Linked DNA regions of Homo sapiens: region 1 is linked to region 2. The links are chromatin loops, found by intact Hi-C in ENCODE. Cell type or tissue: OCI-LY7. All regions are shown on one strand. Each heading gives the region's core, and the rest is flanking DNA. Links, peaks and the distances in the headings are about the cores only.

Region 1 (15,423 bases), core at 3,969-11,968, 73 kb after region 2:
TGGCAGCTCTTTATTTGCTGACAAAGACAGTGAAGTAAAAAAAGTAAGAACGAGATGCTGTTTACATTTGCGTGAATGTGTGTTTGTGTGTGTGTGTGTGTGTGTGTGTGTGTATGTGTGTGTGCTTGAATAAGCATACAGCATTTCTAGAATACACAACTTAATTAACAGGGGGAGTCGGGTTAATTTTGTTTTAACCATGAGCCCACGGGAGGTAACTGATTTTTATATGAATTCTCAGATGAAAAATGTGTACCCTCTGCCTCCCTGATCTGTATGGGGTGTGGTGGACTCACCTTTCCAACCACTTCCACTGGAGAAAGCGGTCAAAAAACATGCTGTCCAGATATTCGTGGAATGGTTCTCCCCTCAGGTACTCGTGGACAGACCTAGTGCAGATGGAACAAGAGGATGAACATTTTATAATCCCGATCTTCAAGCAGGGGGGCAAAGCTGTGTCCAGCTTTGGAAATGCAAGTAAACAGGGCCTCTCAACCCATGCAGATGCAGCACGTCTGGCCAGAGGTCCTGCCATTCTACTGAGGGTTGTATGAAATTGGTTGGTCCTGCCAACACTTGTTGGGTACCTGCCAAGTGTTGGGCACTGTTCTAGGCCCTGGGATATAGCTGGGAGCAAGGGGTTGGCATTGTATGTGGGACACAAACAGTGAATAGCAAACATGAAATAAATGATCCCAGAGGTATGTCATCATGAATGAGTTTGGGGGGACTGGAAGGGTAGAGGGGTCTCTCTAAAAAGTGACCTTAAGCTGAGAACAGACGAAGACTTAATGAGGGGCTGGGAATCAGGGGTGGTGGGTGGTTGGGGGAAGGGTGGGGCCACAGCCCCTCAGAACCGCAGCTCTGGATCTGGTCTTGGACTAGCAAAGCCACTGGGAGTTTTTTTATGCATGCATTGGAATTCACTGGTCACCTGCTGTGGGCCAGGTGCCAGGCCGAGCCCTGGGATGCTGTGGATCTCTATGGGTCTTAGGCCATCAGGGCAGGTTCTGAAACTGTCTGCAGGCAGCTTCTTTCCTTTAGAAAGTGGCCACACTGAGTAATCTAGCACAGGCACTTGGAGCCTGGGGAAGGGAGGGGACTATGGCAGGTGGGGCACGTCAGAGTCTGTGTCCTGCCAAACCTGAAAGCCATCGTTGGGAGCCAAGATGGCCATTCCCTCAGGGTCAGAGTCACCAACCAAGACCCCACCCACTGTTGGATCTGATTCCTGGGCAGCTCCAAGAGAGCAGCAACCAAGCTTGCTCTGCCCACCAGGGCCTCTCTCCAGCACCTAACCCACTGCTTGGTCCCAGGACGGCCCTCCCAGCTCCCCTCAAAGTGCATGCAGGTTGCTGTTTTTCTTGTAAAAACTCCATGAAAGCCAGGATTGGGTTCTTGTTCACCTTGGTATCCCCCAGCACCCAGCACAGTGCCAGGTACACAGTAGGTACTCAATTGATGTCTGTGGTGCTGAATAAGGGCACACAAAAAGCCCCTAAGATCATCCAACTATGTGGGGTAACCTGGCTTTGGAGAACTTTCATGAGCCTGTGTGTGTGTATGTGTGTGTGTGTGTGCTTGCGTGTGTCAGCAAGTGACTTGTGTGTGCTCCTCAGTGCTCATGCCTTCAGAGTGTGTGTGTGCAGGATGGGGTGGGGGTTTAGTTGGTGCTCTGCTGGCAGCATGGCCATCGACTTGTGTCACCTCCTGCACGGCAGACGTGCCACCTGCAGACAAGGTGATGGGGTTTGGCTGAGAAGCTCCCCCTGCATCAGTAGCACTGGCTCGGGTTGGTGGCAGTGGTGGGGGTTGAGGACCCTGGGAAAGACTTCCAAACCACCCAGACAGGGTCAAATGTTTGCACATTCCTCTGTCTCAACAGCCTGGAGAGCCACTTGCTTTCAATACCCTTTGCAGCAGATGTTTTCTTTGGACTTGGCACCTTGATATCTTTTTCTCTTCGTGGGAAGTATACAAACAGTTGGTATAACTTGGCTGAAGCTGTCAGGCATGGAAGACCTGCCTCAGTGCCCTGTATGGTCAGGTGGAGAGCTGCGGCATCCCATCTCTGGGCAGCCCGGGGAGGACAGGCCAGGTGACTACGGCACTTACTGTGCACAGGCAGAAAAGAGTTCTTTGCACGGCTTCTGTAGGAGCTTCTCCTCCGTCTGGGAGACCAGGTCTTGGCCAACTTGGGCTATGAAAACAGGGGACTGGAAGAAGGAAGGGAAGGGAGGTGGTCAGTGAGGAGCCAGCAGCAGTGCGGCCGGGTTTGCCCACAGGTGTTGGGCCAAGAACCAGCCACGCTCCAGGTGCTGGTACATCTGGCAGCCCGTCTGTGCCCCAGTGTGTGACCTGCTGCCCCCTCCAGGCTGCACCTGGCTCAGGGCTACCTGGACACTGGTGGTTTGGGGAGGTGGCTGAGCTGGAAGGTGGTGAATGAGCCTAGGTTCAGGATGAGACTTCTGACTGTGTCACTTACAGGCTGTGTGACCTCATGGAGGTCACTTGGCTTCTCTGAGCCTCATTCCTCATCTGCAAAACATTGATAATGACAGTCCCCATGGCCTGGGCATGTAGTCAGAGCTGACAAGGTGTGCAAATGCTCCCAACCATAAGGGGCTGTGCAGCGTGACCCAGCTCATCACTGAGCCCCCAGCAGGCTTGGTGACGCCCCTTGGCCATGCTGGGCTTCTTTCCTCCGAGGGCAAAAGAGAAGATGAACACCTGCCCAGCCTCGAGGTTCATGTGTGAAAGGGTTTGGATCAGGCCAAGGTGGACAGGAAGGCTCAGGAGGGAGGAGGGTGGTGAGGAGGGGAGGGGAGCTATAGCCCCGGAGCTGCAGGCTTGGGTTTGAATCCCAGATCTGTGACTCGCAGCTGTGGCCTTGGTCTTAACTGCTCAGCCTCACTCTTGTCAGGAAGACAATCAGGAATAGGAGTTTCTCTTGGAGCAAATCAATAAAAGCTTCAGGTAAGGCATTTGGCCCAGATCTGGCAGTAGTAGCAAGCACGTAATAAATGTCACCACCGTTGTTTCTTTATCTTTCTAGGTTAAGCTGCTGGCCTGAGTATTTTAAATTTGAAAGGACATTTCAGAGAGTTGCTGTGTCCTACCCAGGAGTGGCGGCCGCATCTGGAAGGCAGCTCCACCCAGGGCAGGCCTTACCCACCCCCTCCCCTCCTCCCACCATTCACCCTCTGCCAGCTGTTCCCAGGGGCTGACTCACCAGCTGGGCTTTGAGATGGGTTTTTAATAAATTAAAGAGATAATTGAGAAAATTGCTGGGAGTGGACTCAGAAAGATGGGGTGTGGACACAGCTCTCTCCCAAAAGGATGCTGAAATCTGAAAGCCTTGCCTCCTCTTCCCTATGGGGCTGATTTGCTAAGAGTCCACTGGATGGTTTCTGGGCGGGGGTGTCAATCCCTGGGGGTGGAGGGGACGCCCGAGGCAGCAGCTGGCCTGTCCTTGGTGAATGGAATCAGTGGCTTGTTTTCTGTTCCCCACGGTTCTGAATGTCCAAATCCCTTCCTTCCTTCTTTATTTCTTTTCTAGGTCCAGCCCTCTCTGCAGGCTCACCCCTGCCCTCAGGGTCTCCCAGCTGAGCCAGGCCTGAGAGGCTTCAGCTTCTTGGGGGGCAGCCTGCAGTGTGGATGCGAGCTGCTGTGACAGTAAACACCACTTACCCAAGTGCAGGCCAAGCCATTCCCACCAAACAGCAGTCTCAGAGCACATTTCCCAGTTACCAACAGCAGCCTGGGTAGTGGCTGCTGTCTCCCACCTGCCTTCCCACTCTGCCCCAGGAGACACAGAAGAGCAACCCACAGAGCACGGGTCACAACTTTTGCAGAAAAGATCCTCGATGTCATGGGAGGAGCCCCAGGCCAAGAGCCAGGAGCCTGAGCTCTGGCCCGGCCTCTGACCTTGGCCATTTTGTGCCTCCGTCTCACCCTCTGAAACAGGAAGGAGCTGCTCCAGAGATGCCTGAAGGGTCCTTTGAGATTTGGGAGTCGACAACTGGGGGCTTGTGCCTCTAAGACTTGGAGAACTTTCTTGGAAATTCTGGCAGCTGAGTCTCTTGGGAACCAGTACCTCCAGGCTACTTCAGAGCAACTGAATATTAGCACAAATCCCGAGGCCCTGGGCAAATCTGCTTCAGGAAGGAGAGAGCCGATGGCTTGGCACCCTTAGTCCAGGAGGGCCCAAGGCCTGGCACGGAGCTGGTGCTGGTTGTCTGTTCGTGAGCAAGACGATACAATGTGTTGTGCCAGGATATGACCTTGAGCCTGGTGCGAGTCAGCAAGGACCAGATAGAGATGCCAGCAGGGTGGGCCATGGGGAGAAACAGAATGGTCAGAAGGGGGACCTGAGTTGCCCACCTGTGTGCACTCTGCAGGGTTCTGCCTTTGTTTCCACCTAGGAAGGACCCACCCTTACCCACCACAGGCACAGCCTGGTGCTGGGCAGGGGTAGAATTAAAAGATGAAGATGAAGCCAGGCAGGACTCAGTGGCTCATGCCTGTAATGCCAGCACTTTGGGAGGCCAAGGCAGGAGGATTGCTTGAGGCCAAGAGTTTGAGACCAGCCTGGGAAACATAGTGACAGCCTATCTCTACTAAAAATAAAAAAAGAAATTAGCCAAACATGGTGGCTTGCCTGTAGTCTCGGCTACTTGGGAGGCTGAGGCGGGAGGATTCCTTGAACCCAAGAGGTCGAGGCTGCAGTGAGTCATGATCACACCACTGCACTACAGCCTAGGCAACACGGTGAGACCCTGTCTCAAAAGAAAAAAGAAAAAAAAAAAAGAAAGAAAAAGAAAAAAAAGAAAAAAGAGATGGAGCTAGTGTGGTTTTGACCTCAAAATACTTTTTCTCCAGTAAGACAGAAATGATATATTATAAGGTATAATATCCCAACAGAAAAGTTCTTATGCCTCTCGGTTGTACTGTACATGGTGATGTACAAAATGGGTTGGTTGAAATTCAATGGCTTTCAAACCTTCTTTCTTCTTGTTTTTTTTTTTTGTTTGTTTGTTTGTTTTAGTAGCAAACTTTTCTCCTCCAAATGAAATTTATCCACAGACCCAATATTTAAAACCTATAAAAATAACTTAATTGGTAACAATAGCTTACATATACTGAAGGCTAACTCTAGTTAGGTCCTGGGCTAAACACATTGCTTCATTAATTCACTGAATCATATCCTGAGGTGGCTATTATTATAGTGTCCATTTTGCAGATGAGGAAACCGAGGTCCAGAAAGGTTAAGCAATTTTCTCAGGGTCACTCAGCCAGTAAGTGCCTGAGAGGGGATTTGAACCTAGGTTGGGTGTCTAATGAGTGAGATCTGGCTGGAGGGAGTGGGCTGTCTGGGCCACCTGTGCCCCACTCTCACCTTATCCCCTCAGGACCCATAAGGTCTGACCCTAGCCCCCGGTACTCTGCAGAGCTCAGCATGAGGACCAGGGTGCTGTTTGGTCCCATAGCAGAGGCAAGTGATGCAGCTCGAGACAATGAGCCCCACGGCTCAGAGAAGGGAGGGGTCATTGTGAGCTGGGGTCATCTGGGAAAGGCTTTATAGAAGACGGAATAAGGGGCAAAGCAGAATTTGACCCTCCTACCTGCAGGCAGGGACAGCCAACTGAACTCCCTTCTCAGCAGATGGGAGAAGGGGATTGTCCAGGGTCTAGAGGTGACCCAACTGTGTACATGAAGTCACACCACTCTCATACTTTGGATTGGCTGGCAGGGGAGCTCTGCCCAAGGGCAAAGCCCTAACAAGGGAGTTAATGAGTGGGTAATAATGTCTGGCTTTATAACCACTGGCTCGACTTGAAGAGATTAAACAATTCCAACCCAACCCCCTTTCAAGTGCCTCCAGGGAGTGACACCTTTGCCAGTAAGATGGGAATAAGAAGCTGCTGGCCATTGCGTCTGAAACTAAAGCCCAAACCTGCCAGAAGGGTAAGAAGCGAGTAGTTGTAGTCGGACATTTATTATTTGCATCAATGGAACCAGAGGATGTCTGGTCCTTCCCTGGAAGTCACTTACAAAGAGAGACTCTTTAAGAAGGCCCTCCGCTGGCTGCGTGTCAGATCGGATACACCGTGTAAGAAACAAGGCACCCAGAAGCTCAGAGGGCTCTGGGGTTCTGAGTAACCTCAGCTCAGCACCGGGATCCATCCACTGGGTCTTTCAAGGCAGGAGAATTCCATGCAGTTTCAGATGCCTGGCTGGTGGGCGGTGGGCTGGAGAAGGGAGAGGGGGGAACCCTACAGGCCGGGTGGGTTCTGGAGAGAAATGTTACCCTCACTCCACTGAGGACTCAGGAGTGTCAGGAGAGCTATGGCTGGGCAGCACTCTAGCTCTTCCTGCAGGGATGTCCCTCTGGGATGGAGCTGATGGTCAGGGGTGCCACGCTTCCCCCATCAAAGATGCCCCTTGAATGTCTAACCATACAGAAATCCAAGCGTGAGGGCCTCAAGGCCTGTAGATACCTGCAGAGGTGAAGGCAGCCAGGTTGGAAGGGGTCTTGGTGGTGCTCGTTGGTAAAATTGCCCCAGGGGTCCGGGACCCCCTCAGGTCACCAGGTGGTCTCCTTAAACAGCTCTAGCTGCAGACCTCGACTTTAACACAACAGTGAATTTGGGCACCAAGGTTCCTTTGAAAGGATCAAGTTAACTGGAAGGAGCAGGGGAGTTTCTCTGCTTGAAGTCCCCGCCATGAATGCCTGCCCCTTGTGGCCTTGCACAGCTGAAGCTACACAGTGGTCAGCCTCAGCCTGGCCCTGCCAGAGTCCACTCTGATGACAGTCAGGGTGACACCCAGCTATCCCTGAGCAGGGCTCTGTAATCATCTCTCTGGGACAGCTGAAGACACCAAGATACGCCCTGGGGACACAGCTGTGTAGCCTGGGGTGCTGGCAGGAGACATCTCTCCCCTCTGGCTGGATGAGAAAGGCCTTGCCTGCCATGAGGAACTGCGGGCTGTGAGAACCCCTCTGGCAATCACTCCCCAGCGCTGAGCTCCCCACCCACTTCTTTGGTGAAGGACTCTCCCCTTCTGGTCCCCCCTGAAGCTGGGGAGGGACAGAGGTAACCTTGAAGCTGGGGGCACTCTGCCTGCTCTGTGAGCTGGTTCTTCTGTATAAAAGCCCCCTTCACCTGGAGGTAAAAGAACCTGCCCTGCCTCTCTCTTGGGATGGGAAATTGACCTTGAATCCTGCACTGGAGGAACCTGGGGCCGCACTGGGCCAGGGGAGCCAAGGCTGCCTGCTATTCCAGCGGGCAGATCGGACAGAGCTCGTGCTGGTTTGGAACTCCCCTCGGGACCCCCGATGACTCACTCCTTCTTACCACCTCTTCCCTATGGCCCAGACTCGCTCTCTGCTCTATGCCACTGGTTCTGGGGATCCGGGCAGTTCCTGATATCTGTGATGACCAGAATGTACCTCTTCAGGTAGCAAGAGATGAAACTTGCCTGGGATGTTTTTCTGGGCACCACAGGGCACGGAGAAAAGCTCTTCCCATCACTTGGAACATAAGTAGGGCAGACCCCCCACCGAAACGGATGAAGTACGCCTAGGGTGACTTCGCACCTTCACTCCTCTCTAAGCCTCTCCCCTCCTTTTTGTCCTCATCTCATGCATCCTCTGCTGCTGTGACCCTAAACCGTATCATGCCGCGTAGGTCGCCTCTCTCATCTTCTGTTCCATCAGAGCAGAAACCTCTGGGATATTCAGGCATGGTGTGGATGATGTATTGCTGACCACTAACGATTCAATGCACGGGAGGCCTTGGAATTTTCAATGATGAGACTGTTGGGGTGGCAGTGTGGTTGGAGAGAAGAACTAGGGGCCTGTCCTGAAGCTGCATTTGTACAGCAATGGGTTTAGAGTGAATGGGGTGACTTGCTGGCTAATCCCTTGCCCCCAGCACCCCTTGGTACAGCAAATGCTCATTGCCGCACCCCTCCCAGGTCAACTGCCGCTTCACAGGCGCCATCTGTGCTTAACCTGAAGCAGGAATGATCTGGAGTATTTCAGACACTGAGGCAGGCTGGGGAGGAGGGGTGCTGAGGAGGAAGGCAGGGGCCAGGCCTGGGCATGAAGCCACCCCAGTGGGCACCACACTCAGCACTGAATCCGGGAAGCACGTGTGGATCACCCACCACACCCGAGGCTGATGCTCAGACACCCACCCTCAGTGGCATTACAGAGGTAGGGACCCAAGCACAAGGGCAGGCGACAGCCCAACCCCAGTTCTGCCTCCACGCATTCAGCCAAGGCCCATGAAGCAGGCCGTCCACAAGGTGGTGCCATTGCTTCCCTATGCTCCTTCACCCCAACGGCCTGCCAGCCTTCTGGTCCCCAAAGACTTGGGAGGCCAGGTGGGCACACCTGGAATAATTACCAACTGACTATAATCTCAGACCAGAGGAGTACGGCCTCTGCAACAACAACTGAGGGGAAAAAGGGGATCAATTCAGCCAGGTGCGGTGGCTCACGCCTGTAATCCTAGCACTTCGGCAGGCCGAGGTGTGTGGATCACTTGAGGTCAGGAGTTCGAGTCCAGCCTGGCCAACATGGTGAAACCCCATCTCTACTAAAAATACAAAAGTTAGCTGGGCATGGTGGCATGCGCCTGTAGTCCCAGCTACTCAGGAGGCTGAGGCACGAGAATCGCTTGAACCCAGGAGGCGGAGGTTGCAGTGAGCCGAGATCACTGAGCCACTGCACTCCAACCTGGGCAACAGAGTGAGAAGCAGTCTCAAATTAAAAAAAAAAAAAAGAGAGAGAGAGAGCGATCAATTCGAGAGGGAGCCCTAGAGAGGTCATACAGGCCTGGACCTTGAAGGAGAGAGAAGCTGGACTGCAGGGCCAGCGCCTGGAGGACAGAGTCAGCACTGAACAGAAAGGGAGATGCTGTTCGGAGTCAGAGGGACTAGTGAAGATCATGGGAAATAAGCAGGAACGGCTGGCAGGAATGCTGCCGTAGCTTGAGGCTGACCCCCTCCTGGGGCAGCTATCAGTGGCTGAGTTATCAGCCCCGAGGATGGCGTCGCCAAGGCGGCTGCACCTGCTCTCCCGGCACTGCTCCCTGCCTCTGCACCATGAATGACTGACGTGAGGAAGGGACATCATTTCCTGCATCAGTGCGAAACTCCAGATGTTTGAGGCTCTGGTTCCCAAAGCATCTCCCTGTATTAACATCCCTTGTTTCAAGTGTCAGGGTGGAGATGGAATCAGTTGTACTTGGCTGGTGCCCTTGGAGGCACCCAGGGATGAAGCGGGACTGAAAGACCATGAAATCAACTCAGAGCTACACCCAGAGGCCTCCCCAGAGCCACCGATAATCCTTTGCCCCGCGTCACCCTGGGAACTGTCCAGAAACACAGGCCTGATACTCGTTCAGAGATTCAGGAGTGAGACGGCGGAGGAGGTGGAGATCAGAGGACCCTCCAGGAAAGACCCCTCAGGGCTCAGCCCTTCAACCCACTCATGGCACAGATGGGGAAACTGAGAGAAGGGGTCCCCTGCAAGTCACTTGCTGGCCCATGGCGGGGCCAGGATTGGCACCTCTGACTGGGAGGCATGGATCTGAGTGGTATAAGCCCTTAACCAGGTATCCTGAGCCAGCCCTCTAGGAAGGACATGGCTTTGGCCTCCTTGGCCCCAGTCAAAACCAGCTGGCCCCCATTTCACAGCTGGGAACACTCACATCTAGCAATCTCAGCCGTGGCGTCTCTGCCACCCACTGCCTCCTCTCCATCCCCAGCTGACTACCCTGGTTTGGAGAATTCTCTTCTCTTGTTTGGACTATTGAGGAGGCTCCTCACAGGTCTCTGCTACTCTTTGCTCTTTCATTTGACACAATGGTCCCCAAAGGAGTTTTTCTGCACCACACAGCATCAGCGGCCCCCAATGCCTATAGGACCAAGTCTAGTGGCTTCTTAGACCTGGCCCCCAACACCCTGCCCGACCTGCTTCCCCTTTTCTTCCCCTGCTCTCCAGTGCTCTGGCCCCACACTGGCTGTTTCCTGGGCGAGCTCCAGCTTTCTGGCTACTGGACCTTTGCTTGGTCCCTTCGTTCCTTCCCACCCCTTCATGGCATGTCCAAACCCCACCCAGTTCTTTAGGACCTGCTTCTGACATAACCACATCTAAGATGATCCTCCCAGCAGGCAGGACCGTTCTTCCAGCCTCACCTCCTGGAGAAGGCTGCTACGATCATTCTCATCATCACTGCCATCACTGCCATTTCTTTTTTCTTTTTCTTTTTTTTTTTTTTTTTTTTTTGAGACAGAGTCTCACTCTGTCACCCAGGCTGGAGTGCAGTGGCACAATCTTGGCTCACTGCAAGCTCCACCTCCCAGGTTCAAGTTATTCTCATGCCTCAGCCTTCTGAGTAGCTGGGATTACAGGCACGCCCCACAACACCTGACTAATTTTTGTATTTTTAGTAGAGACGGTGTTTCACCATGTTGGCCAGGCTGGTCTCAAACTCCTGGCCTCAAGTGATCCACCTGCCTCAGCCTCCCAAAGTGCTGGGATTACAGGTATGCGTCACCACACCCGGCCATCATTGCCTTTTCTTGAGCACCCACTTATGATATGCCAGGTCCTAGGAGCTTTATGTGGAGTAACCTTGTTTGATCTTCTTAAGATAGGTTTTATTATTCTTACTGTCCTCACTTCACAGGCGCAGAAATAGGCTCAGAAGTTAAGTAACTTGCTCAAGGGCACATAGTTGGCCTGGGAGCAAAGACAGGATTCAAACCTAGGGAATCTGGCCAGAGAACCTTATCCCTGAGCACCAGCATGTACTCCAAGGATGCCACATTCCTTCCTAGACAGTGTGCAGGAGGATGTGGTGTTGAGGAACAAGCCCTCCCTGGAGGCCCATGGGGGCTGGATAAGGAGGTGCGGTGGACTCTGTGTGTTTTGACCAATGGTGTTTGTATAGTGCTGTCATGTGTCTCTCTCTCTCACACACACACACACGCTAACGTCCAACATATGCTTCACTTCAGTAGAGGAAAACATCCCACTGAGGAGCTCCGCGCTCATTAGCCATGGTTCCGTCAGTGGACAAAAGGTCGGCCCGGGAGACTGTCCACTCTATCTCCAGACGCAAGCACTTAGGGCTTAATGATGTGTATATTTTCATATGTGGGCAGCTGACATTCCCCATGTAAACTATTTGCAATTTCCCAACGTGGACAGGCTCAGCTTTCAGGAAGGCTGAGCAGGAGAGAGAGACTCTCTGGAAGAAAGGGGCTCCCAGGGGTCCCCTTCCTTCCACACAAGGGGGCTGCCCTGTTCTGCTGTCATGGGGTGGAGGTCATTTCTTGGGAGGCCACCCTCATTTCTCCTCCGGGGCGGGAACAGAGGAGGGGCACTCCCACAACCATACCCTGGCCGCCCCTTGACCCTCCTCGAGGGGATCTGCGTCAGCTACGGGAAGCCTGGCCTGGGCGGGGGCAGGGGTGGGAGTCGGGTCTTTAGCAGGAGCCAGGGCTGGAGGCTGCTGTGGGCGCCTGAGGGACGGGCCGGCCTAACAGTCACGGCCCCTGAGAGAGGCAGGCGTTGTGCTGGGCCTTGATGTGGGTTTTCTCATAAATTTTTACTCCTGTTGCTCTCCAGAACAACACTGTGAGGTGGGGGCTTACTGTTCCGGGGTCACAGATGTGGAAACAGAGCCCTAGAGAGCTCTGTGAAAGGAGGAATGTGGTCTCATTCCTGCTTATCAGGATGGAATGCAGCACGGCACCAGGTGTGCTGTGAGGGTTCCGCAAATGCCCGCAGACGGAACGCTTAGCAAGTAGCAGACCTGAGACGCAAATCCAGGCCTGCCCAGTTCCAAACCCTGCAATCTCTCCACTCTGCTTTGCTGAATGAACTGATGATGTTCCTGGCACATAGTAGGTGCTCAATATGCTTGTTGGATAAGTGTGTGTGTGTGTGCACGCGCCTGTGTGCATGAGTGTGAACGTTCACAGCAGGAAAGAAGGAGATAGAGAATAGCAGGTCTGTCCACCAGAAGGTCCTTTATGGGGTCATCTGCTCTGCCTCCTGCCTTTGTAACATGCTGGGCCAATCACAGTGCTAAGGAATTTTCTTAATTAAAACCAGATGGAGGGGCCGTGGCCATCTCAGGAAGAAACTGTAGGATAGGGTTGCTGGGTGGGGGAGAAGTGCCCTGGTTCGGGGGTTCCCAGCCTAGGTACCGCCGTGTCGGTCTCATGGTTTCATTTGACCATAGGAGAGAACGCCCTCCTCCTCATCTCTGCAGTAAATTCCCTCTTTGTTTGAGCAACTGGGAGGAAAGTATCTGCCACTTGCTGCCAAGAATCCAGACGAATTCACCATCTGTAAAATCAGGGGCTTAGGCCAGGTGAGCAGGAGGCCTCCAAGTGCTCTTCACACGGCCAAGAGCTCCCCTCGTCTCGCCGAGCTCCGATTCCCTGAGCTCACTCAGCCCTGCTCACCCAGCTGCAGCGACGGGGTCTGGGGTGGGGAAAGCAGAGGGTGGTGGGGCGAATGGGGGCTGTTCCAACCCTAAACCCTGGCTTGCAATTAAACATGCTCATACGGTCACAACCAGAGAAAAAGGTTTGCTGAGCAGCAGGCGCAGAGAGCATTTCCTCACTTGAGGGTTGATTTAAGGCCTGGCTGACAGGAAGAAAAAGCACCATTCTTCCACCTTTTTAATCAAAACCTTCAGGGCCATGTGGAAAAGCCACTGCCACACACCCTCACGTCCGTCTGGAGTGGTTCCTTTCTCTGTCCATGGCCAGGCAGGAGACGTGATCCACAAGCCCCAGACAAGAACAGACCAAAGGAAAGAAGGCAGGGTTTGGTTTTCGGGGTCACTGGGGAGAAAAATAAATCAGTCCGGCCACACGCTCACGAGCTGTGCGGGCTCGTGGCCTGTCCCTCCCTCCACCCTGGGCCTGATGCCAACATCCAGCAGCCCTCGGCCCAAGCACGCCCAGCTCTTCACCGGGGTGTCCTCGTGGTCAGCCCAGGCGATGGACTGCACGGCCCGGGCACCGTGCCAGGCACAGCCCTGCCAGGCAGAGACACACCGGACCGGCAGCCTGTGGGTAGAGGTCCTTGTGATCGAGGCTGGAAGGCTCTCACTGTGCCTCTTTTGAGTTCAAAGGAAGGTGATGCTCACCGTTTCCCATGAAGGTGGGCACAGCCTCCAATCAGAAGCGGATCTGAGGCCGGGCGCAGTGGCTCACGCCTGGAATCCCAGCACTTTGGGAGGCCGAGGGAGGTGGATCACCTGAGGTCAGGAGTTCGAGACCAGCCTGGCCAACATGATGAAACCCCGTCTCTACTAAAAATACAAAAATTAGCCAGGCGTGGTGGTGTATGCCTATAGTCCCAGCTATGCAGGAGGCTGAGGCGAGAGGATTGCTTGACTCCAGGAGGTGGAGGTTGCTGTGAGCCGAGATCGCACCACTGGACCCCAGACTGGGCGACAGAGCAAGACTCTATCTCAAAAAAAAAAAAAAAAAAAAAAAAAAGAAGCAGATCTGCAATGAAGCTGAGGAGGCCGAAGCTTTAGGGTTTTGTTTGTTTGTTTGTTAATTGAGACGGAGTAGTCCTTTATTTGTAGTCCTGGGAGCTACAGAATGCTCTATCTTGGGAGACAGAGCATTTCTACAGAAGCACTTCCGGGAAATTGAGGTCACAGATGAAAAGGATATGAATCTCCAAGCCCTCAGTAATTTGTTGTGATTTCTTTTCTCCTTCTCAATATTCACTTTTGTACCTAACCTCCTATTCTTTTTCTTAAAAAGCATGCTCAGCAAGTTATTTAAGCTTCAGTCCCCCCTCAAAGAAACTCTGGATCTTCCCTTGTCTCCAACTCTCAAAGGGGCCTCTCCAGGGCCCTTCCAGAGGCCATGATGCCTTTAGGAAGATGGCATCCAGTCTGCCATTTTTATCTTTCCTTGGTGAACAGTCCAAAGACCTAGAGTCTAAGGGGTCTCTGGGCTCTCTGGAGTCTTGTGTGTCTGGCGGAGGAGAAAGTGGGAGTGACACCATGACACAGTGTTCAGAAGTAACCAGCATCCACGAAAGGCCTGTGACTCCATCATGGTGCAGACACACACCACCACTCTTGCAACCTCCTTAATTCTTTGGCTGAGGATCTCTTGTACCTCTTTGGTGGTGACCATGAGGGTAGCTGGGTTTTCCACCAGGCCAGGAAGAGACTTCAAGGCATGGGAGCTGTCTTTGTGAGCAGAGGTGGAGGTGGGGCCACTGCTCCAGTGACCAGTCGGAAAGCTTCTTCAGCTGGGGTCCATCAGCCATACGGGTTCCCTGAGTGCCCATTCTGTGCCCAGGCCATGAGGTCCACCCTAAGGACCCCAGAGACCAACTCTGTTGGCCAATGGCAGGAGTTCAAGGTCAGCAAGGACTGCAGGCTGTAGAGTGCAGGTCACAGCCCCTCAGCACCTAGGAGAGAGCGCTCACAGAGGTGGCCTCTTTAGACACAGGTGGCTCCACGGCTGTGGAGAGGTTTGATCATGGCCCAAAGGGTAAAGGGGGTTTAGCCAGGCAATAGGGAGGACCCTTCTATCCTCCAGCTCATGCCATTTGTGCGCTAGGAACTCTTCCAAGACTAGAGCTCTGGATGAATTCACTTTTCCTAATGGCAGAACTGACACTTTTCTAGACCCCTTTCAGATGGTAGGGTTGCACTGAGGATCACAGGCAGACAGCAGGCTCAGGGCTATGAGCAACCAAGTGAGGGCCGTGTGGCTGGGAAGTGCTGGGAGCAAGCCTTGCCTTGGGGCTGCAAAGCGTCGGGGGTGGTTCCAGCCCCTTCACAGTGCCCTGCTGACCTGGTCAGCCTGAGACCCAGCGTGTCATGTTCTCTGGGCCAACAAAGTAGAAAAACCCAGCCCTTCAGAAATAGCTGCAGCCCTTCAAGAAAAATAAAATGGACTGGGTTTGAAAGACCCTGACCCACATTTCCTTTGCTATTCCAGTGGCTTCACAGAAATAAGGAAGAAGTGCGCTTAGGGGTCGGGAAGCGAGGGAAGATATCTTTAAACGCTGGCAGAATTTAACTGGGGGCCCTGAGAGCTGGGCAACTTTAATGAGAAGGAAAGGAAAATACACAGTGACCCTGACCCAGACCCCGACCCTTTACGTCAAAAGCAAAAGACGATAATTAACAAAATGCAATGTGCCCGGACGTGGAGTGAGAGGCCAGCTGAGCTCTGTCAATTTGATAATCCCTGGTCGTGACCCGCAGGCCCAAAGTGTGCAACAGGAGATGACGCACTGTTTACACAGGCCGCGCACGCGGGGGCTCGCGGGACCCGGCGCAGCTGCAGGAGCAGCAGCAGGAGTGGGATTCTTCCTGGCCAGTGGTTTGCATGCAGCCAGCTCCGCTC
Region 2 (15,423 bases), core at 2,803-10,802:
AAAAAGAAAGAAAGAGAAAGAAATTGTGTTTTCAACGTGCCAGAGACTGTGCTAGGTGCCGAGATTCACAGGGGGAAATAAAGCAGCAATGATGATCTGTGCTCCGGTGGGGTTTACAGATGTATGAAAATACAGGTTTTCTTACTATTCAGGCCTAATGAGGCCAACAGTCAGGAGACAACTGCCACTGGAGAGAGTTTGTTGCTCGCAGTTCCTAAGCTGAGGTGGCATGCGATAGTCATGCAGGGCCACGTGGGGGAAGCACCAGGGTCAGGAGGCAGCCCAGAGGGAAAATGTGGGCAAGAGCCTCTACTGTGGTTTCTTTGGAAAAGGCAAGCAGGGTAAACAGGCTTCGGACGGGCTGGTTTGAGTCATTTCAGCAGGCTCTGGGGTATAGGGACTGTCCCTAGTTGTCTGGCCAGCCCGTGAGGTGCTTAGGGCAGATGGGTCATGGCCCCCAGTGTGAGAGTCTGATCAAGGAGGCATCTGGGTTACATGCTCTGGATTGGTTGCTTTGCATATTAAAGGTACACCCTAGTTGTTTACTATCTCTAGGAATTAGGGGGCCCTGCCCGGGAGGGGCAGTCTCTCCAGTGTCAGCAAGGCCCCAAGTGAGCATTGGAATAAAAAGACGTGCTAGAGACCCAGCATGGTGGCTCACGCCTGTAATCCCAGCACTTTGGGAGGTTGGGGCGGGCGGATCACCTAAAGTCAGGAGTTTGAGACCAGCCTGGCCAACGTGGTGAAACTCCGTCTCTACTAAAAATACAAAAATTAGCCGGTGTGGTGGCGCACACCTGTAATCCCAGCTACTGGGGAGCCTCAGGCAGGAGAATCACTGGAACCTGGGAGGCAGAGGTTGCAGTGAGCTGAGATTGTGGCACTGCACCCAGTCTGGGCCACAGAGCGAGACTCCATTTGAAAAAAAAAAAGACATGCTTGATACAGCCATCTGCAGGGGTCTCAGACTCCCAGCCAGCAGGCCATAGATGCGTTTTGCTGTTTCATGGGGTGTAAGTTTTAAATCTTTTTGCAAATGCCTGAAGCAGAGCATGATTGTAATCTCTAGTTGGCTGCAGGCCCCACCATTCCCTATTGCCTTACAGCAGGCCACTCCCATATTTGTGTTATCTGCTGGCTCCATATTTTGTACTCTGATTTCTAGTTCCCATGTGCAGAGAGCACAGCCTGGGTGGCCTTGTCTTCTGTGACTTTGCAGTCATTCATTATACCTCCAAATCCACTCTGCTTACCTGCTGGCTTTCTGAGAGTAAGTTGCACACCATGTCTAACCGTGGTCCTCCACTGCCCCGCCTTCTCAATTGCAGAACTCCCCTCTGAGGTGTGAGGGGAACCACATCACACTTGTGGAACCCCTTTCCAAGTGCTTCTTTCCCATCGCGTCATCGCAAACCCTTAAAAAGTGGGGGGACAGCTATTCCTCCTGTTTTAGAGATGGGAACACCAAAATGGATGACGTGGCTCACATGAGCACATGCTTGTGAGTGGCAGAGTCTGGGACAGGAGCCAAACCTTCTGTCTCCTACCCAGCTCCCTTTTTGGTCCATCCTCTGCCTGGACAGGGCCTTCGGGAAGTCCAGGGCTGGAGTGAACATTGGCCTTTTGGGAAAGATGCTCATCCACTCACACAACAGATATTTAATGTGCACCTATTACATCCAGGCCAAATACTAGACACAGGAATGTAGGGGGATGAAAGAATGAGGCATTAACCCTGCCCTTGGAGAGCAATTGGCTAGGAGAGGACATGAAGTCTGCACCAACAACTGCCATCAGAAAGAAAGTGACCAGCCCCTGGGAGAGGGACTGATGGGACATGCCTGGGTGGTTGGGCTCATCTCTTCAGTTTACGAGCGGGGTTGTTTTGCCTTTCCCATAAATATCAGGATGTTAAGTTTCATGTTGACACTGGCAGTGAAGTGATTCTTTCAAACAATGTGAGCATGAGTGCTCTGTTCTTCAGGGAATAAGCTTTTTATTTCAGTTTTAAGTGAACTCCAGATAGCAAAGTGACAGTCAGTTAGCTAAGTTCCCCTCATGACTTGCTAATGAGGACACGTGTCCTTTTGTGTGTGATAGAGTTAAGGGCTGATTAATTGGTACCCAACTCTCAGGCCATGGCTCTGAATTTGGGAGGATGCTTTGTTTACAATCTTTGCAAACTACTCATGACTCACATTCTGTCATTATTTACTTTCATTTTGGCTGCAGATGTTCTAGAACTTGCATTTATTTAAGTGCTAAATAGTCTTGTAACATTAGCTTCCAGGGTTTTAAAAACTCTTTTCTTCACAAGGTTAGTTGCGTCCAATGCAGTGAGTACTGTAAAAAGTCTGGTGCCCAGGCAGGGAGGGAAGAAACTTCACACACAGCTGGAGCCAGGGGTAGAATCACTGTGTTGAAATGGTCCCTAAACCTTGGGCAGAGCCCAGGGCTCCCCTTGGATTGCCACAGACACTACAAGCTTTGCAAGTCCAAAATTGACCAGGTCTCTGAGTGAGAATCAGGGGCTTGAGCAACTTCGCACTTGCAAGGGAGGGTCTCAGGGTGAGGGTCTTGCACGGGTGCCCTGTGCTGCATGCTTGTTTAGAGGAGCCCTTTTCCTGATTCCCACAAGGCCACTGGGTAGGGGCAGCTGGAAGTGGCCTGAGAGTCTCCTCTGTCCTGCACTTCGACATCTGATCATCAGAAAGTCCTCTAGATTCTTCTCCAAAATATAGCTTCACCGTGTCCATGCCTGCCATCTCCATGGCCACGGGCCCTGACCAGGTCACCTCATCTCTTGCCCAGAGGCTCCTCCTCCTAGCTGGTCTGTCCTCCTCACGCCACACCCCTGCTCCTCATCTTCATCTAGTATCCTTCTTTTTTTTTTTTTAAGAGACATGGTCTCACTCTGTTGCCCAGGCTGGAGGGCAGTGGTGTGATCATAGCTCACTGCAGCCTCAAACCCCTGGGCTCCAGTGATCCTCCCACCTCAGCCTCCTGAGTAGCTGGTGCTATAGGCACACACCACCACACCTGGCTAATTTGTTATATATATGTGTGTGTGTGTGTGTGTGTGTGTGTGTGTATGTGTGTGTGTATATAATATATATATATATATATATATTTTTTTTTTTTTTTGTATAGATGGGGGTCTCCCTATGTTGCCCAGGCTGGTCTTGAACTCCTCACCCTAAGCGATCCTCCAGCCTTGGCCTCCTAGAGTGCCGGGATTACAGGTGTGAGCCATCGCGTCTGGCCTAGTATCCAGTTTTTTAAAAGAACAAACCTGGTCATGCTGCTCACTCTTCTTAAGCCCCTTTTGTGTCTTTTTCTTGTTCTCAACATCAAAATTCAGATCATAACCAAGGCCCGGGACATGTAGCTCAGTCCCACCTCACCCTCCATCCTCCACGACTGGCCCTTCCCAGCCTCACAGGCCTGAAGCCGACCGGAAGCAAGGCAGGATGTTGCTTCCCGCAGCCTTTGCGTGGGCCACGGCCAATGCGCAGAGTGGCTTCCTCCAGACCCTGGTGTGGCCGGCTCCTTCTCATCCTTCAGGTCTCAGGCTGTGTGTTAGCTCCTGAGGAGGGGACCGAACCCCTCGAGGCAGCCCCTTCCCCCTCATTCACAGCCTGCCACCCCAGGGCTGCCCATTGCTCATGGCCAATCCATGCCTTTGTCATAAAAACACAGATTGGAGGCCGGGCGCAGTGGCTCATTCCTGTAATCCCAGCATTTTAGGAGACTGAGACGGGCAGATCACTTGACGTCAGGAGTTCTAGACCAGCCTAGTCAACATGGTGAAACCCCGTCTCTACTAAAAATACAAAAATTAGCCGGGCGTGGTGGTGGATGTCTGTAATCCCAGCTACTTGGGAGGCTGAGGCAGGAGAATTGCTTGAACCTAGCAGGCAGAGGTTGCAGTGAGCCAAGATTGTGCTACTGCACTCCAGCCTGGGAGACACAGTGAGACTCCATCTCAAAAAAAAAAAAAACAATAAAAAAAACACAGATTGGAGGGAGAGAAGCCCACCCTTTCATGAGCACCTCCCCTGTGTGCAGGAGATGTGACTTCCACTGTGTCAGTGGAGAAGTGAGCTCCAGCAGCATTGAAACTGCACTAGGTCACCACGACTCATAGTGGGGCTAGGACTGGAACCCAGGTCTTTTGGATCCCCAGAGCCCACCATCCATCACTACACCAGGCTGGGCTTATCCAGCTCAGGCAAATCTTTGGTCATTCCTGCTGGAAAATGTGACTCTGTCTCTGTTCTCCCAGGAAGAAGGCTACTACCCAGCCAGTCTTGGCCCATTCTACCCTTTCCTCTATGGGATACACAGAGGGCCCCGGCCCCAGCCAGGGAGGCAGAGTCAATGCTTCTTTAAAAAGCCTAGTTTGTGTTTGCAACCAGTTTTGTTTTTTGTTTTTTGTTTTTCCTTTAGTGATATATCATGAGCATCTTTCCATGCCAATAAACATAATTATATACAATCCAAAAAAAAAGGCCTGTTTTGAGATTATCTAGGAAAGATAAATGTTTCCCTTGTGCTAATTCCAGCACCGTTTATATGCTGCTTTGCAACACAGGCAAACTGTTTTCTTCTTCTTTAAGCATTTAAACTCTGTTTTTTAAACTGTTATGGCATACAGATCGCAAAGAGTAACAGATGTCTGCCTGATAGACTTGTTTCCCAGGAAAAGAATCTGCTGCTTCTTGGTCTCCAGAGGAAGGATGACTTTGCAAGTATGTGGCTTTTGGTCTCCTTCTGCCCCTCTCACCCCCATAAGAATGGGGGAAGAAATAGAGCACCGCAGACTGCCTCATAAATATCTGTGTCTACAGATCCTGGCTGATTGCAGAGGCAGAGGCGAGACTCTGATCTCCCAGGAGGCTGTCCCTGTGCCTCCCAAAGGGAATATTTCTCTCTTTTTTCCTAAAGGAGCGAGGTCACTCATCATGACCTGAAAACATGAAAATGTGGGTCCACCTTTACTAAATTTGCAGGTTTCCCCAGAACCTTAGCACTAAAAGAACCTCTGTCAACTATCATCATCATTATTATTATTTTTGAGATGGAGTCATGCTCTGTCACCCAGACTGGAGGGCAGCAGTGCACTCTTCGCTCACTGCAACCTCTGCTTCTGGGTTCAAGCAATTCTCCTGCCTCAGCCTCCCGAGTAGCTGGGATTACAGGTGTGCGCCACCACGCCCGGCCAATTTTTGTAGCATTCGAAGAGATGGCGTTTCACCATGTTGGCCAGGCTGGTCTCAAACTCCTGACTTCAAGTGATCCACCCACCTCAGCCTCCCAAAGTGCTGGGATTACAGACACGAGCCACTGCGCCTAGCCTCATTATTTGTTTATTATTATTATTTTACTATTGGTTAGCATGAGAATTGTGGTTATGTTCATGTCATGAAGTTCAACTGCCTAAATTCTATCCCAGCTCCGTCGCTTATTAGCCCTGTGAGCTTGCGTAAGCCATCATGGATCTTTTCAAGCCCAAGTTTTCTCAATTATTAGATGGGATAATATTGGTCCCTATGCCTTAGTCTGTTTCATCTGCTATAACAAAATACCTGGGTAACTCAAAAACAACAGATATTTATTGCTCACAGTTCTGGAGGCTGGGAAGCCCAAGATTAAAGACACTGACAGATGAGGTGTTTGGTGAGAGCCTGTTTCTCATCCATGGTGCCTTTTATGTCCTCACATGCTGGGCACATGCTCAGCTGGAAAGGGCAAGCAAGTTCCCTAGGGTCTCTGAGCACTGATTCCCATTCATTCAGGTGCCGACCCAGAGCCTTCATGACCTAATCACCCGCGAAAGGCCCTGCCTCTTTTTTTTTTTGAGATGGAGTCTCGCTCTGTCACCCAAGCTGGAGTGCAGTGGCATGATATGGGCTCACTGCAACCTCTGCCTCCTGGGTTCAAGCGATTCTCCTGCCTCAGCCTCCTGAGTAGCTGGGATTACAGGCATGCGCCACCACGCCTGGCTAATTTTTGTATTTTTGGTAGAGAGGAGGTTTTGCCATGTTGGCCAGGGTGGTCTCGAACTCCTGACCTCAAGTGATCCGCCCGCCTTGGCCTCCCAAAGTGCTGGGATTACAGGTGTGAGCCACTGTGCCCCAGCCGGCCCTGCCTCTTGATATCATCACACTGGGGACTCGGTTTCAACATGTGAATTTGGGGCGGGGGTCGGGGGCGGCACAAACATTCAGACGCTAGCACTATATAAAATCCAATGAGATAATACATGCAATGTGCGCAGCACAGTGCCTTGCGCACAGCGGCTTAATAAACCTTGGTGATTATTATGAGGCCACCAAACCAGGGATAGGTCGTGTGGTCTGCCTAAGGTGCGCAGGGAAGGGTAGCAGATCCCGGCCGGGTCTGACTCCTGGATCCTTGCCTGGGACTCTTTCACTGTCCCCCCAGTCCCCCGCACACACATGCACACGATGTTACCCCGCGTTCGAGTCGTGATCGACGGGCAGCCAGCTGGACCTGAATGTCATTCAAATGATTGCAGGCTCGAAACCAGGGGTGGGGGGGCTCTCAGGAGAGGATTTGGGCCCAGAAGGGGACATGCAGGGGGAAGCCAGAGAAGTGAGAGGGAGATCTGAGTGGTGGGTGCCCCAGCAGCGTAATATGGCTCCATTTCCAACCTGGAACCAGGTTGTTGCCTCTCCAGACATTTTGTGTCCGAAGGAAGGGGAAGGGAATTCAGTAGACATTCTTTGGAGGAGCCTCTTGGACTTCGGTGACTTTTTCTTGACAAGAACCATGGTCTCCTAGGGCAGAGCTGCCCACATGCTTTTCTGGGAGGTCCCGGGCTCCCCAGGCTCCTTGGAGTAGAAGGAAGTCTGGGGACCCCCGAGAGCCTGCCTGAAATTCCTGGCTTGAGCTCACGGGGGAGCTGGTGAGCTGTGGAGGGAGGCAGCTCCCGGGGTTCTTGCGGGTCCCTGCAGCACGGGAGGACCCTCCAAGGCCCTGGGCACCCATCCTGGTCAGACCGTCCCCTCCCACCAACTTTTCTCCTTGTCTCTCCCAGAAGGGTGCCCTGGGGAGACCCTCTCCCCAGAGGCTGGGACTGGGCAGGAAGGTGGGGCAGCTGCTCCCATCCTTTCTGCCCCGCACAGTTCAGGCAGTTCATCTTCGGGCAGGAAGATGAGGTTTCGAGGTACTTCCTGGGCTTGCGCTGACGTTTTTGACTACCGTCCCCGCCCCCACCCCGCCCCACTCTCTAGTTTGGCCTCTGCTGGCTCCAAAACCCTCTCAAATATCCCACGAGGGTCATTAGTGGGAGACCTTTGTTCAGTTCATTCATTTTTTAAATCAATGCTATATATTTTTTTAATGCTCGGAAACAGTGTTTTGATGTGAGTTTATTACTTGAAGAACTGCAGGACTTTGTACAACAAACTGCCTGATACTAAAGTTATATTAACAAAGAGATCAAGAAATGACTGGCTGTGTGCACAGAGGCTTAAAGGTTTAGTGTGGCTGAGATACTAAACGTCTCTCTTTCCCACCACTTTATTTTATTTTTATTTTTGAGACAGAGTCTTGCTCTGTCACCCAGGCTGGAGTGCAGTGGCATGATCTTGGCTCACTGCGACCTCCATCTCCTGGGTTCTCATGCCTCAGCCTCCCAAGTAGCTGGGATTATAGGCGCATGCCACCATGCCTGGCTAATTTTTGTATTTTTAGTACAGATGGGGTTTCATCTTGTTGGCTAGGCTGGTCTCAAACTCCTGACCTCAGGTGATCCACCCGACTCAGCCTCCCAAAGTGATGGGATTACAGGTGTGAAGCACTGCACCCAGCCTCCCATCACTTTATTTTAAAAGTGTATTTCCAAATCCTCGTCTTCTACCTCGGGGTGGTCGTTCCAAAATGTTTTATTTCTGAAGCTTCCCAGATAAGCAGCTACAATTTCACTCTTTCCTCCCCAGCTCACTGGGATGCATTTTTTCTTCTTCTTTTTTTTTTTTTTTTTTTTTTTGGTGGAAGGAATTTTTTTTAAAAAAACTAAGACGTACCTAATTTCAGTAAAGAGTAAAGTACACAAATCTTAAGTGGAGAGCTCTATGGATGTCTCCATTTGTCTACACACTCATAACTACCACCGCATTCGGCTATGGAATATTTCTAGCATCTGGGGTGCAGAGTTTTTTTTGTTGTTGTTTTTTGTTTTTTTTGAGACAGAGTCTCACTCTGTCGCCCAGACTAGAGTGCAATGGCCCGATCTCGGCTCACTGCAACCTCTGCCTCCCAAGTTCAAGTGATTCTCCTGCCTCAGCCTCCCAAGTAACTCCTGACCTCAAGTGATCTGCCGCCTCGGCCTCCCAAAGGGCTGGGATTAGAGGCATGAGCTGCTGCACCCAGCCTGGGATGCAGTGTTTTTTTGTTTGTTTGTTTTTGTTTTTTGAGATAGAGTCTCACTGTCACCCAGGTTGAAGTGCAATGGTGTGATCTTGGCTCACTGCAACCTCTGCCTCCCAGCTTCAAGCGATTCTCCTGCCTCAGCCTCCTGAGTAGCTGGGACTACAGGCACATGCCACCACGCCCAGCTAATTTTTGTATTTTTAGTAGAGGCGGGGTTTCACCATGTTGGCCAGGCTGGTCTTGAACTCCTAACCTCGGGTGATCCACCCACCTCAGCCTCCCAAAGTGTTGGGATTACAGGCGTGAGCCGCTGTGCCTGGCAGTTTTTAAGGAACACTGTGTTTGTCTATTTGGGCTGCGGTAACAAAATACCTTAGACTGAATGGCTTAGAAGCAACAGACATTTCTCACAGTCTGGAAGCTGGGAAGTCCATGACCAGGGTGCTGGCAGATTCAGGGTCTGGCAAGGACCAGCTTCCTTCACAGATGGACGTCTTCTCCCTGTGTCCTCACATGGTAGAAGGGGTGAGGCAGCTTTCTGGGGCCTCTTTGATAAGGGCACGAATTTCACTGGCGAAGTCTCCAGCCTCATGACCTCCCAAAGGCCCTACCTCTTAATACTTTTGCTTTGGCTTTTAGTTTCAACATGAATTTGGGGGTGAGGACACAAACATTCTGATCATAGCAAGCATCTCCTTGAGAAGTCCACCCAGGTGGAACATTCGACGTGAGCCAGGAGCTGTGGTGATGCTGGGGATGGGGTATCGAGGGTCCTGGGCCTCTCACTGTGCTGTCATCCTGACGCCCAGCTCTGGTGTCTCAGTTCTCAGCAGATGGATAATCCACACACTCTGTCCTCAACTCCTCGTCCAGCCATGTGGAGTGAGAAGAAGGTGGCCCCTCCTCCTCCATGCATGAGCTTTTTGAGGTTGTATTCTGATTTTTCCCATTAGGGAGATTGGCTACTTCACAAAACCTTCAGCAGCCAAGGTGCCATTTTGCCTATGTCCGATTCTGTGGCAGAGTTGGGAGGAGTTTCAGTGGAGTTGTCCATATTTTTATATTCCTGCCTATTCAGTGCAAATCATTTTGCTCAGTTTACCACTAACCCATCACTTTTAACAAACTTTGTATTAGGACAATTTCAAAATATTCCGAAAAGTAAAAACACAACCATAACAAAAACATTACCTTGACTTAATAATGAACACTTTGCCATGATTCATTTCTCTGCTCATGTTTTGCTGGCAAACTATTTTAAAGAAAATCAGACATAATGCTTCACCTAAAACAAGGACATTTAGTACACCTAATAAAATGAACAATAATTCCCAATATCATCTAATACCTACTCCATATTCAAACTTCCCAAGCTATAGAACATTTTGAAATGTCCTTTTTTAAAAAAATTATTTGTTTATTTATTTTGAGACAGAGTCTTGCTCTGTCACCCAGGCTGGAGTGCAGTGGAGTGATCTCGGCTCACTGCAACATCCACCTCTTGGGCTCAAACGATTCTCGTGCCTCAGCCTCCCAAGTAGCTGGGATTACAGGCGTGGGCCACCAGGCACAGCTAATTTTTGTATTTTTAGTAGAGACGGGGTTTTACCATGTTGGCCACGCTGGTCTCAAACTCTTGACCTCAAGTGATCAGCCTACCTTGGCCTCCCAAAGTGCTGGGATTACAGGCATGAACCACCACACCTGACCTGAAATGTACTTCTAAAAACCAGGATCCAATAAAAAAAAGTTGGCATTGTAATATCTCTCAATGTAGACCAATCTTCAATCTATTTTTAATGTAGTGGCAATACCATTTTGAAGACACTAGGCCAAGTATTAGTGTAAAACGACCCATGTTCTGGATTTGTTTTATTGTTTCTTCTTGGTGTCCTTTAACTTGTATTTCCTTCACTTCTGAGAAGGAAACAATATTACTTATGCTGACCCTTCCCATTAGTCCAAAGGTTCCTGAATTTTTTCAGTTCATGATATCCTTAGTGTCTCAGTAATTTTTTCATGGTGTCCTTCGATCAAACAAAATCGAACAATTCCATATATTAAGTGATTAGGTCCAAACAACTTTATAAGTATTTGTGTCCTAATTTAATAAATATTAGCAGCCATTGGGAAAAAATGCATACATAAATTGAAAGAAAAAAGAGCATTTCTATTTCAGTGTAAAACAACCAAAGCTGCTCACTACTGAGGTGTGTATGCTCATGGAAATCACGCAGCTTCCCAGACCTTGGAATCAGATTGACATCACCACCCTGATTTCCTGTCCCACACAAGTACCCATTGATTTTTGTGTGGTACTTACTTTTTATCACAGCAATCACCGAAAACCCAGCTGTGCGAAGATATGATTCCATCAAAAGGAAGGTAGCATGACCAAGCTTTGAAACTGTGAACTACCTGGAGCTGGTTCACACATTGTTAATGACTGCTATCTAGCCATTGAAGATTTAAAATATTCAGCCTGGGCGCTCTGGCTCACGCCTGTAATCCCAGCATTTTGGGAGGCCTAGCAGGGTGGATCACCTAAGGTCAGGAGTTCAAGACCAGCCTAGCCAATGTGGTGAAACCCTGTCTCCACTAAAAATACAAAAATTAGCTGGGCGTGGTAACCGGCGCCTGTAGTCCCAGCTACTCAGGAGGCTGAGGCAGGAGAATCTCTTGAACCTGGGAGGCTGAGGTTGCAGTGAGCCGAGATTGCACCACTGCACTCTAGCCTGGGTGACAGTGCGAGAGTCTGTCTCCAAATAAATAAAATAAAATAAAATAAAATATTCGATGGCATGCCTGTGAGTTTGCTGTGGCATCTGGGTGCCTGGATGGACAGTTTGGGGACCACAGTACAAGTGCAATGTTTGGTAATTCCGGTTGTAAGGGTTACAAGCTAATTGAAGGCAAAGCAAACACACATATATTTGTCTCAACTAAACAAACAGAAAACACCACTTCCTTCTCTCAAGCAGTGATTCTTAACTTTGCTATGCTTCAGAAACATCTGAGAAACTTAATAAAATGAGCACTCCAGGCTCTGTCTCAGAAAAACTGATAGAGTAGGTTGTCAAAGTTATCCAAAGACCATTGAGTTGGGGGGAGGTCCCCAAGACCACTCTCAGGTTCCCTGATTTGCTAACAGGACTCACAGAACTCAGAAAAGCTCTGAGTTATACTCAGAAAGGATCCAGATTCAAACCAGCAAAGGTGCATAGACAGGCACGGCTTCCAATTGTCCTCGCCCAGTGGAGTCATGTGAACGGCACTTACTTCTCCCAGGAGCAGTGGGAGGCAACATACATGAAGCAACCAGGGAAGTGCAACGAAGTCTTGGTGTCCAGGGTTTTTTTTTTTTGAGACAGAGTCTCTCTCTGTCGCCCAGGCTGGAGTGCAGTGGTGCGATCTTGGCTCACGGCAACCTCCACCTCCTGGGTTTAAGCAATTCTCCTGCCTCAGCCTCCCGAGTAGCTGGGAATACAGATGCCTGCCACCGTGCCCAACGAATTTTTTTTTTGTATTTTTAGTAGAGACAGTGTTTCACCGTGTTAGCCAGGCTGGTTTCTATCTCCTGACCTCATGATCCGCCCACCTTGGCCTCCCAAAGTGCTGCGATTACAGCGTGAGCCATTGCGCCCGGCTTTTTTTTTTTTTAAATTGAGGATCATTCACATAGGTGTGGAACATCCATATGGCTGATCTTAGTGACTCAGTCTCTAGCCCCTCCAGAGGTTAAACTGATACCATATGGCCCATGTCTCCAACCATAAACCACACTGCCTGCATAAACTATCTGGCATGGCCCAGGCCTCAGCATGTAAAGACAGTCTGATTGGGCTGGATTTTCTGAGGGCCTAGAGGTCATCTCCTAGGATCCCATCAAGGGCCAGACCAGTCTATGGAATGTGCAGGGTTTGAACACTCCATGTTTTGTGTGTTCAAAGCCATGCACAACAATGCTTTGGGAAACACTGATAGACACCCAGGCTCTCGGGCTGCATTCAGTTAGGTCTTCAGAATGTAAAGGGGGCCAGGCACGGTGGCTCACGCCTGTAATCCTAACACTTTGGGAGGCCAAGGCAGGTGGATCACTTGAGGTCAGGAGTTTGAGACCAGCCTGGCCAACATAGCGAAACCTTATCTCTACTAAAAATACAAAAATTAGCCAGGTGTGGTGGCAGGCGCCTCTAATCCCAGCTACTTAGGAGGCTGAGACAGGAGAATTACTTGAACTCGGGAGGCAGAGGTTGCAGTGAACCAAGGTTGCGCCACTGCATTGCAGCCTGGGTGACAGAGCAAGACTCCATCTCAAAAAAAAAAAAAAGGAACATAAAGGGCCCTGGAGGCCAGCCTTCCTACAGTCTGAGTAGAGACAGTGCCTTTATTCTCCGTGACGACTGATAGGCCACCTGGCTGAGTGCCATTGTCGTGTCTCCAGTGGTCAGAGACCTTATTCGTGGCTCTGTTAGAGGCGGGCAAGTACGGATCCAGGAAGTAGATCTTTGAGAATGTTTCATTCCACAGGAAATATATAACTCCGCAAGTTTTTTTTGCTTTTTTTTTTTTATTTCCCTTAGCTATTAGAAAATAGATGCCAAACTCTCTGCCAGTGCCTGACTTGGCTTGGGTGCCTGGAGCTGTTTACACCCTCCGAGTTCCGTGGCCGTCTCTGCTCTGTTCCACCCATGGACGTCTGACTTTACAAGTTATTACCCCTCAGGCCACCTCAAGGACTTTCACCATCAGTTTAATGACCGCAGAGGTGGGTGAGATCTTTGGGAGCAGCCCTGGTCAGCCCTCCTGGCATAGATAGGAAGCAGGCTGAGGGGGAATGGGGATACCCAAGCTGACAGGATGGAATGAGGACTGTCTTTGGACTCCCAGTCCAGTGCTCTGTCCTCCTCAAAGCCCCTTTCTTGGTCAGGAGCCCCCAGCCTCAGGCCCTGGAACCTTTCCATCAAGCACACCCCAGATAAATCTTGTCGGGGAATAAGGGGCCATTGGAGTTTCAGGGCAAACACCAATGAACTGTAAAATGTCTCATACTCAATGTCCTCATATGCGTTAGGACAAATCCTCTTTGACAGATGTACTAGTCCATTCTTACACTGCTATAAAGAAATACCAGAAACTGGGTAATTTATAAAGGAAAAATGTTTAATTGACTCCCAGTACTACATGGCTGGGAAGGCCTCAGGAAATGCACAATCATGGCCAAAGGGGAAGCAAGCACATCTTACATGGTGGCAGGAGAGAGAGAAGAGCGTGTGAAGGAGGAACTGCCAAACACTTAAAAAACCATCAGATGTCGTGAGGACTCACTATCCCGAGAACAGCATGGGGGAAACCACCCCCATGATCCAATCACCTCCCTCCCTCCACACGTGAGGATTACAGGTCCCTCCCTTGAGACGTGGGGACTACAATTTGGGATGAGATTTGGGTGGGGACACAGAGCCAAAGCATATCAACAGAGTCCACTCTCAGGGAAGAAAATGGGAAAAAGCAGGAAAAGAAGGGCTCAACCGCCAATGAGAGATTCATTTCAGTGGCCACTGAATGCCCCTCACCAACTCCCATACTTGCTGGCCTAGGACTTCTCGTGTGACAGTCACTGAGCTCCAGGCTGTGCCCGACCCAGAGAGGAGCAAGCCCAGCCCTGCCCTCAAGTTCCTCCAGCAGCTGAGAGGGGAGAGGAATAAGCAACGCATCTTCAGGGCACGACTTGCTGCCAGGGTGGGTTTAACGGTGTTACTGCAGTTTTTCAGGGATATGGAGTGATACTAATTTGTATTCCCTACTCCACCCTACACATGTCAAATGAGGCCATTTTCCCCAAGTCTTGATAGGTAGGAGGAGTTTGGGCTCTTTTTCTATGAAAAATCAATATCTCCTTGGAGAATTATTAAAATTATAAATTGAGGCCAGGTGCGGTGGCTCACACCCACAATCCCAACATTTTGGGAGGCCGAGGCAGGAGGATTGCTTGAGCCCTAGAATTTGGGACCAGTCCTAGCAATAGAGTAAGATGCCATCTCTACAAAAATTAGCTGGTTGTGGTGGCATACGTCTGTAGTCCCAGCTATTTGGGAGACTGAGGCAGGAGAATTGCTTGAGCCCAGGAGGTCAAGGCTGCAGTGAGCCATGATCACGCCACTGTACTCCAGCCTGGTCAACAGAGCGAGACCTTGTCTCAAAAATAAATAAATAAATAAATAAATAAATAAATAAATAAGATTATAAATGGAGACGTTGGGACTGTTCTGTGGTCTTTATTCCTTAATAATAGGAAGAATAATAAGAATAACCCTTATGTTTATCAAGTCCTTTCCAGTTCACATATACATTATTTCCACTAAAACTGAAAATGGCCTGTGGGCCCACAGAGCAGGGACCGTCAGCCCCACTGTCCAGGTGAAGAGGTGGGGTCACAGGCCGAGTGAGTTGCTCAGGTCCCCGGGTGTGAGGTGCCGGCAGAGCCACATCCTGCACCCAGTTTTTGTTGGCAGTCCCGGTGAGCAGCGTGTGTCCCAGTTGCCTCCACACTCATGGAGCTCCCTTCTTGAAAGTAACTGGTTGATCAAGTTTAAATCATTTTCCTCGAGAACGTTCATCTGCTTAAACATTTTGGGCACCTGCTGTACACCAGGGATGGTGTGGACACTTCTGTGCCACCTCCTTCGACCTCCCAACACCACCACTGACCACTGGGAGTTGAGTTTGTGGGATGGGAAGGCTAAGGTGCCCTTTGGGGAAGATTTTCTTGGAAAAAAATCAAACATGGTCTGCTCAGCCTCAGGGGGTAGAAGGGGGGTTCCTGCTCCCAAGAGGCATTCGAGCAGAGGCTGGGTGGTCACCTGCCAGGATGTTGTAAGGGGAATTCAGACATCACCGGGGATTGGACTAGCTGGACCCTGAGGCTTCCTTCAGCTCTGAGAGTCTGTGCATTTACGTTTTGGAAGATGCTTCTCAAGAAAGATAGGAAATCGGGTGGGTGCGGTGGCTCACACCTGTAAT

What was found. A loop is a pair of places that touch in the nucleus more often than their neighbours do. Peaks named below come from ENCODE experiments on the same cell type or tissue, not always from the same donor. Only the 100,000 strongest peaks of a DNase experiment are listed, where the experiment ranks them.
Region 1: a loop joins it to region 2, with 4 times the contacts of the local background. A loop is called at or near these places in 6 of 110 quality-filtered maps.

Annotation. Positions count from the first base shown.
Region 1 is chr10:119,409,959-119,425,381 of GRCh38, reverse strand. GRK5 (G protein-coupled receptor kinase 5) reads right to left here. Exons shown (of 16, transcript NM_005308.3): 5 at 2,116-2,216; 6 at 297-389. Among named protein-coding and RNA genes, the nearest start is that of MIR4681, 40 kb to the right of the region's middle. In OCI-LY7, for the core only: a CTCF peak has its summit at 8,325 (motif pointing right); a DNase peak (open chromatin) is centred at 8,301.
Region 2 is chr10:119,481,425-119,496,847 of GRCh38, reverse strand. No RefSeq gene overlaps it. Among named protein-coding and RNA genes, the nearest start is that of RGS10, 54 kb to the left of the region's middle. RefSeq lists an enhancer at 112-451. In OCI-LY7, for the core only: CTCF peaks have their summits at 6,711 and 6,918; DNase peaks (open chromatin) are centred at 6,947 and 7,187; H3K4me3 peaks cover 779 bases; H3K27ac peaks cover 390 bases.